Regions from separate parts of the Homo sapiens genome. Here region 1 is linked to region 2. Evidence: chromatin contacts called from ENCODE Hi-C or POLR2A ChIA-PET data. All regions are on one chromosome and are shown on one strand. Each heading gives the region's core, a stretch centred on a gene start or an enhancer-like site at or near the end of the contact. The rest is flanking DNA. Distances are from core to core; before and after follow the strand shown.

Region 1 (3,454 bases), core at 138-2,637, 51 kb before region 2:
CAAAACACTGCTCCTTTTTCCAAATTCTGGAAGCCCTGGGTACTCAGCCAGTGTGGGGCTGGGAGGCTCTCAGCTACGGAGGGCACCACGTACACTATCTCCACGGCCAACTCTGCTGTGGACGTGGCCTCACTGTGCTGCCAGCGGCCCTGGGCACAGGCCTGGGGCCTCAGCCACCAGCCAGCAGGGCAGAGGACCCCCTCCATGGAGCCAGCCCCCCCAGCAGCACACGGCAGGGCCCAGGCAGCCGTCCTCACTTCTGGTGGCCTCGCAAGAGAACCAAATTATAGCGCTGCCTCCCTCACTCTCGCAGGAGCCCCTCCTCTCCTGTTTTCCAGCCCGGAAAAGAAACCCGACCTCCGTCTCTGCACACGCGAGACTGAGGACTAGAGACACGGCCTCCCGCCCAGTGATCCGCTGGTATCGCGGCCGTGACTAGGGCCGGGGGAGCTCCACAGCGGCTCCATCACTTCTGACCTGTCCATTTTCTCTCCAGAAACAATCTATTCACTGGTTATTTCTATGTAATTGGATCAACTTCTAAGAATTGCACTAGACTGATCCTAGGCTCAGGACGGCAGACATCCCCCCCGCTGCAAGGATTGAAGACACACGTTTATTCAAAGAGTGAAATTGGAGGAGACGTTGGTTACGGCCCTTAGTTACACAGAAAACAAAGCTCGGGTCTGAGGACCTTGGAGCACAGGCGCTTGGTCTGCAAAGCGAGCCTCTGCAGGCGCTGAGGGCAGCAACGCCCAGGCCCCCCAGGACAGGGCCATCCCAGGGAACAAAGGAGCCTCCATCTCCCGTATCAGGATTGAGGCCAAGAGCCTGCCCCCACCTGCTGAAGGGCCCAGGGCCATCGCATCAGAAAGAACCAGTGGATATCACACCCTGTCCCCCCTCAGACAACCCCCAGCTCCACACACCCCCATGCCTGGTCAAGGAGCTGCCCCCACACCTGGCCAAAGAGCCCCCACCAACGCTGGCCTCCCCGAGCCTGCGCTTGGTCTTCTCTTAAGGCCGCCTCCCCTCCACCCACGTTCAGCTCCACTCCTGCCCTGGCCCTGGCTCAAGAGCTTCCTGGAAGGAAGACTGCCCGAGCCTCCAAAGCCCCACAGCTGCCTCCTCCCGACGCGGACGGCAAGAGCCTCGGGAGACTCCGGCACCTGCTCAAGGAGGATGGGGAACAGGGACTGGCCCTTGCCAATGAGACCTCTAACTGCAGCCCTGAGTCTCCCACCAATCCCACAAGCACTCAGGGCGTCACCAAACAAGCAATCGAGCAGCCACAAGGGCCGGAACCAGGAATCACTCAGGGTCCACAGGCCCGGCGCCCACCCAAATGGCACCTGTTCAGTCCCCAAGACTTTAGGGTCAGAGAATGAACAGTGTCCAGTGTCACGGCGGCCCTGAGGTTCCGGCCGGACACAGATGAAGCCAAATACTGAAAACAGACCCTCGAGTCCTCTCGCTTTCAGAGTCTGGGGCCCCCTATGAGCACAAGGCGGGGCTGCGCAGGCCCAGGGGAAAGGGGTCAGAGCCAGCCGCCTCAGGTGGAAACCACGCGATCAGAAAACACAGCAGTGCCAGGACCGGAGGAAGGGAGGACGGGAGGAAGGGAGGATGGGTGCACCTGAGACGCAGGGCCTCCAACCTTCGCCTCCCACAGGAAGTCGCTTCCTGTCTGCTCTCCCCTCCAGCTCAGAGGCTGGGGGAGCCCAGGAGCCGACCCCGTCCAGGACACCAGGGCTGGTCCTCCCCCAAGCTGGAGAGTGGCCAAGCGCCCATGCGGCTCCCATGTGCTGGCTGCACAAACCTTAAAAAGGGCATCTTGGACCCTGTCTTTGACTGGAGTGGTGGGCGGGGCCGCTTCCTCTGAGCGGTCCTCTTGGCCGCCTGCCTGAAGCCCTAATCTCATTCCCATGGGCAAGTGGCCTGGCATTGCCCACAACTGTCTGCGGCAGCAAACTCCATGCCTGCCCAGGCGGCACAGGCCGGCTTGGCTCAGCTCAACGGCGCCCCAGCAGAACGGAAGGGACACCTGGAGGCTCCGAGGCTCCACAGGGCAGCAACCAGGAGACACGAGCTGGGCCTAGCGCCTCCACTGCCTTCACAGCAGCTGCCAGGTACCCCAGGAGGGTCCCTTCAGGGCACCTGTCCTGAAGCACACAGATTGACAGGAAACGCCCCAGGACTTCCAGTCTGCAGCTGGGGCCCTACAGCACAGTTCCTAGGTGTCTTTAACCCCACACTGAACAAGAGCTTGCTCTGTCCTGGGCTAAAGGACAGCGTAGCCAGGTGTGGGCCCAGGTCAGCTGAGGGCTCCCTGGTGGTGGGGGGGAGGGGGGGTATCATCTGGGTCAGGGTACTACCCCGTCCTCCTACCAGGGCCTGCACCCAGCAGGAGCCCTAACCCTGCCCTGTGGCAAAATCCCTCCCGCAGGCTTCAAGTCCTGGCTGGGCTTCAACGTCCCAGCCCAGGAGCCCCCTAGGAACTGCAGAGGAGGGCTCAAGGACCACCCGATGGAAGCTGAGGGCCACTCCAGCTGGAAAGCAGGCCCACAGAAGCAGGGAAGAGACGACTGCCTGCAAGCCAGACACATCTAGGGATTGTTGCAAATGCTTCAGATGAAAGTACCTCTCCCTCCTCCCACACTGAACAAACAGGTTTTATCTCCAGGAAGATCGGGGCAGGCAGCGCGTAAAGACAGCAGTCCACTTGGGAAAAACCGAAACCTGGCCCAGGCACCACTGCTGACTGACCAGAAACCAACTGGCTGCTGGCTCAGGACGCCACCACTGTGGGCTCGCCCTGCGGGAGGCTCTCGGGGCACAAGCCCTGAAGTCGGGAGCCCCCTCAACCCACAATGACCAGCAGAATCATTAACCAACTACCCCAGCTAAGCGAGGACTACAGCTCCCTCGAGAATCGCCTCCCCAGGACCTTCTTCTTCTCCAGGTTCTGACCCCCTTTCCTCACATGCTGAGCCCTGGCCTCACCCTCCATGGGGCTGCAAGATTCGCACACCCCAGAGACGTGGCACATTCATTTTTCTCTTGCCCCAAACACCACCTTTGACAGTTTGCTGCTGTTCTAACCAGATGCCATCAAAGATACTTAATGTCAGCCGGGTCTGGCGGCTCACAACTGTAATCCCAGCACTGTGGGAGGCCAAGGGGGGTGCATCACCTGTGTTCCAGACCAGCCTGGCCAACAATGTTCGAAACCCCATCTTTACCAAAAAAAAAAAAAAAAAATACAAAAATTAGCTGGGCATGGTGGTGGGCACCTGTAATCCCGGCTACTCAGGAGGTTGAGGCAGGAGAATCGCTTGAACCTGAGAGGTGGAGGTTGCAGTGAGCCAAGATCACACCACTGCACTCCAGCCTGGTGACAAAGCAAGACTCCATCTCAAAAATAAAAAACAAAAACAAAAACAAAAAAACTTAA
Region 2 (4,761 bases), core at 2,192-4,691:
CGGGTTCAAGCAATTCTCCTGCCTCAGCCTCCTGAGTAGCTGGGACTACGGGCACCCGCCCCCACACCCGGCTAATTTTTTCTTTTTTTTGAGGCGGAGTCTCACTCTGTCGCCCAGGCTGGAGTGCAGTGGCGCGATCTCGGCTCCCTGCAAGCTCTGCCTCCCAGGTTCACGCCATTCTCCTGCCTCAGCCTCCCTAGAGCTGGGACTACGGGCGCCCGCCACCACGCCTGGCTAATTTTTTGTATTTTTAGTAGAGACGGGGTTTCACCATATTAGCCAGGATGGTCTTGATCTCCTGACCTCGTGATCCTCCCGCCTCGGCCTCCCAAAGTGTTGGGATTACAGGCGTGAGCCACCGCGCCCAGCCAGGACACCCGGCTAATTTTTGTATTGTTAGTAGAGACGGGTTTCACCATGTTGGCCAGGCTGGTCTTGAACTCCTGACTTCAGGTGATCCGCCTGCCTCGGCCTCCCAAAGTGCAGGGATTACAGGCGTGAGCCACCGTGTCCAGCAGACATCATCTTTCATAGTTGAGGAAAGGAAGCCTCACCTGAAGACACAGGGATCTCAAAAGCTTGAGCTCCTGACTCCTAAAAAAAGCACTGTCGGCTGGGCACAGGGGCTCAGGCCTGTAATCCCAGCTACTTGGGAGGCTGAGGTGGGAGAATCACTTGAACCTGTGAGGTGGAGGTTGCGGTGAGCTGAGATTGTGCCATTGCACTCCAGCCTGGGTGACAGAGAAAGACCCTGTCTCAAAAGAAAAACAAACCCCCACAAAGCAGGACTGTCGCTCCCGGGCCACCAAGGCTATTATTTAGATCTGCTGCCTTTACACCAACCAGCAGCATTTTTTTTTGTTTTTAAACAGACAGGGTCGGCCAGGCACAGTGGCTCACACCTGTAATCCCAGCACTTTGGCGGATCACGAGGTCAGGAGATCGAGACCATCCTGGCTAAAATGGTGAAACCCCATCTCTACTAAAAATACAAAAAAAATTAACCGGGTGTGCTGGCGGGCGCCTGTAGTCCCAGCTACTCAGGAGGCTGAGGCAGGAGAATGCTGTGAACCCGGGAGGTGGAGCTTGCAGGGAGCTGAGATCGCACCATTGCACTCCAGCCTGGTGACAGAGCTAGACTCCGCCTCAAAAAAAAAAAAAAAGAAAAAAAGAAAAAAAAAGAAAAACTTAGCCCCTCTCTGAACTGGAAAGTGGCATCAAACAGCATAAAGTGGAGAGACCGTGGGGAGCCGTGTTGAAACTACACGCAATGTGTCATGCAATCTTCCGCGCGTATCAAATGTCAGAAACTAAAATAGGGGAAACATTGAAAACCAGGCGGCATTGGTGAATAAATCCCACACAAACAGCTGAGCTTCCTCCCAAAGCGTGACGCACAGATGGCTCCCCTGACCCGAGGCCTCCTCCTCCGTGGACGCCGCCTGCCCAGCTCACGGAAGGCCTTGCCTTCTCCCACCCGAAACCGTCAGCCCAGGCCTCGCTCTCGCCTGCTGTGGCCACAGGTCAGCACCCTTCCTGCAGCCCAGAGTCTGGTATACAGCAGGCGCCTAATAAATACTGGCTGGGCAAACACCACTCATCCCAGCTGCTCAGACGTGGGGGTCGGGCTCATTGCGGAATGCAGACCGGCTCCACCGTGCCTTCTGGCCCTGAAGGGCTGGGCAGGTCCACGCCCTGCACCCTGGAGCTCCCCGGGGAGGGCGGGTGTAGGAATGTTTGCCCAGTGAGTGGACAGACGTTTACACAGCGGGATTTATAACCCACATCAGACGTCAACTCCGGGAGAAAGGGAGCTGTCCGCCCAGCCTCGAGCAGGTGCCGGGTCTCCCAGTGGGGTCGGGGTTGGGTGGGGATGAAGGCACGCATCCTCCTCTGCTCATTCCTCCCCAGTGATTCACTGAAGCCAGCGGGTGGGGCCTGGGGTCCAGCTCTTGGGTTCAAGGCCACTGGGCCCCCTCCCCTGCTGCCTGTGCCTCAGTGCCCACCCCCGCCCCCCGCTTTTTTTTTTGAGATAGAGTCTCCCTCTGTCGCCCAGGCTGGAGTGCAGTGGCGCGATCTCCATTCACTGCAACCTCTGCCTCCCGGATTCACACCATTCTCCTGCCTCAGCCTCCCAAGTAGCTGGGACTACAGGCGCCCGCCACCACGCCCGGCTAAGTTTTGTATTTTTAGTAGAGATGGGGTTTCACTGTGTCGGCCAAAAAAACCCCTGGATCCACGGCGGCTCTCATGGCCGGCATTCTTGGGCAGCGGCGCTGCCCTCGGGGGAAGAGCCCCAGGACGGAAGATGGCCCCTGCAAGGCCCGGCGGTGGCTAAGGACCTCGGCGTCCTGAGACTCTTCCTGCAACACCTTGGAACCGTTTTCGACTCCGGTTTTCGAGAGAGGGAGCTGGGACCCAGAGAGGAGAACCTGCTCATCTGAGGTCACACAGCGATGACAGAGCAAGTGTCTGAAGCCAGTTTTCAGACTTTGCTCCAAATCACCCCCTCCTACAGGAAGCCCCCTGGGTTGCTCCTCCCAGCCTCACCCTGAACTCTGTTGATACCAGAATGAAACTGGGTTTATGGACCCTGGTGCCACACCTCCTTCCTCATCAGCCAGTTGGCTCTATGTGAGGGGCAAAGGTTCCCTTGTGGGGCCGAGACTCAGACAAGGAGGCCATGCAGAAGGGAGGGCCCCGTTCCTTTTTCCCATCCCTCAGGGTTGCAGTCACCCTTGAGTCATCTCAGCTCCTTGGGCTCCTGGGCGGAGCTCCACCGGCAGACGCTGGGCCGAGTCCCTGCTGGCTGCCCGGGATCCCAGGCTACCACCTCACCCCCACCCGAGGACCCAGGCCAAGTCCCCAGCCCCGGCCTGAGACTCCTTCCGCCTGTACTCAGCCACCCCTCCTCCGTGTCCCCAAACCAGCCCCCAGCCCCACGGGGGTGTTTACTGCCCAGAGCCTCCCAGTCAGGGGCCTGGTGGGACGGATAAGCATCTCTCCAGAAGCCTCTGGAATTCCCAGAACCATGGAGGGGCCCCTCTGGCCTCTGACCATGGGGGTGCCAACCCGGCCCCTCCCTTGGAGGGCTCTGGGATTTGGGGTTCAAAAGCCCCAGCAGAGTTCAGGGACAAGGGCCTCTCTGCTCTCCCAGTGGGTGCCCTTGAGGCCCCAGAGTACCTAGCGGGGGCAGAGGGAAAGGTGCCTCAGGGAGGCTCCGAGGGTGACGGGGTGGGGCAGGGGGCCTCCCTGGATCCCAAGTGCCGCCAGGCAAGCAGACCCCGCCCACAGACACATGACGCTCCCACGCCAAATGTGGATCCAACCGCCCCACACAGGATCCCCGCCCGGCCCGGCCCGGGGCGCCCCCAGCCTCACCTGCCGGCTCCCGGCTCCACAGTCTGCAGCCTCCACTCTGACTCCTCGATGGGCACAGAGGCCTCCCAGCTCCGCCCTGCCCGCCAGGTTGCCAGGGAACAGAGGCCCCACCCAGGGGAGGCAGGTGTGCCCCCTCCCCCCAGCCCCACCTGGGATCAGGAAACAAAGTCCAGAGGAGGAGGAGGGAGAAAGAGGATACCAGGCTGGGCAAGGGCGGGCACCGTGCCCGCTGCCGGCTGCCCCTCCACCCCCAGGGCCTCCAGGTGGCCCCGAGGAGCCAGAACTCAGCCGAAACCTCCCTTGGCTGCCTGGCCCTCCCACCGCCTCTCAGCACCGCTCAGAGAGGGTCAGCAGGTGTCCAGGGCCACACAGCAGCTCAGCGTGCACAGTGGCCTGTGTCTCCTGGGGGGCCGGAGGGGCTGAGTCCCAATCCCGTCCGTGCCTTCTGGCCCAGCCCACCCCTTGGGGCAACTCCCCTAGATGGCCCCCTTCTTGCATAAACCAGGTTTGGCAGACTCGGGGGGGTTTGGTGTGGCCTGGGTTCTGATCCCACCTGACCTCTCTTAGCCCTGTTTTCTCCTCCGGGACGTGGGGGAACATCACGCCCGGGCTCCCTCAGGGCTGCTGGGAGGAATTCCCTAGGCCCCATCCACATAAAAACCCATACGAGGGGGCCGGACTTGGTGGCTCACACCTGTAATCCCAGCACTTTGGGAGGCCGAGGCGGGCGGATCACTTGAGGCCAGGAGTTCGAGACCAGCCTGGCCAACATGGCGAAACCCCGTCTCTACTAAAAATACAAAATTTAGCGGGGTATGGTGGCACGCTATTATAATCCCAGCTACTTGGGAGGCTGAGGCAGAAGAATCACTTGAACCCAGGAGTTGGAGGTTGCAGTGAGCCGAGATCACACCACTGCACTCCAGCCTGGGCGACAAGAGCAAAACTCCAACTCAAAAAAAAAAAAAAAAAAAAAAAAAAAAGAACCGCACGAGGCCGTCAAAAGACCCAGGCCACCCCGAGAGATGGGGACGCAGAGGCCCTCAGGCGCCCATGGTCCTCCTGGATTCTTAGTCAAGGTGCAGAGGCCTTGCTGGGACTGTGGGGAGCCCAGCATCTGTGGGGAAGTCGGGCCACTGGGCCTAGCGCCGTCTATGAGGGCAGGGAACACAGCTGAGGGGGCAGGGACTTCAGTTCCCCAGGCTGGGGCTCTGTCCTGACCTACGCCAGAGGGGCTGCTTGTGGAGCCCCTCTGAACCTCAGTCTCTTCTTCGAGTAAAAAGGCCCCCAGCTACGAATCCAGCAGGGCTGCTCAGGAGGGGGGTGCTTTTTTTGTGTTTTTTTTTTGAGACGGAGTCTCGCTCTTGTCACCCAGGCTGG

What was found. A loop is a pair of places that touch in the nucleus more often than their neighbours do. ChIA-PET counts read pairs that join two places held with the same protein, here RNA polymerase II (POLR2A). Pooled maps may share reads with other maps.
Region 1: POLR2A ChIA-PET joins it to region 2 with 10 read pairs in H1. The contact joins the enhancer-like site here to the promoter of MISP in region 2. A Hi-C loop is called at or near these places in 3 of 50 pooled maps. POLR2A ChIA-PET finds 5 or more read pairs at or near these places in 16 of 52 experiments (A549, AG04449, AG04450 and 12 more).

The regions. Positions count from the first base shown.
Region 1 is chr19:799,909-803,362 of GRCh38, reverse strand. All of the region lies in intron 2 of PTBP1 (polypyrimidine tract binding protein 1), which reads right to left. Among named protein-coding and RNA genes, the nearest start is that of MIR4745, 3.3 kb to the left of the region's middle. RefSeq lists an enhancer at 1-128. Within about 2 kb of position 1,387, at least 21 of the 41 ENCODE cell types and tissues checked have a DNase peak (open chromatin) inside an H3K27ac peak, as active enhancers do.
Region 2 is chr19:749,792-754,552 of GRCh38, reverse strand. MISP (mitotic spindle positioning) reads right to left here and starts at 3,441. Exons shown (of 5, transcript NM_173481.4): 1 at 3,382-3,441.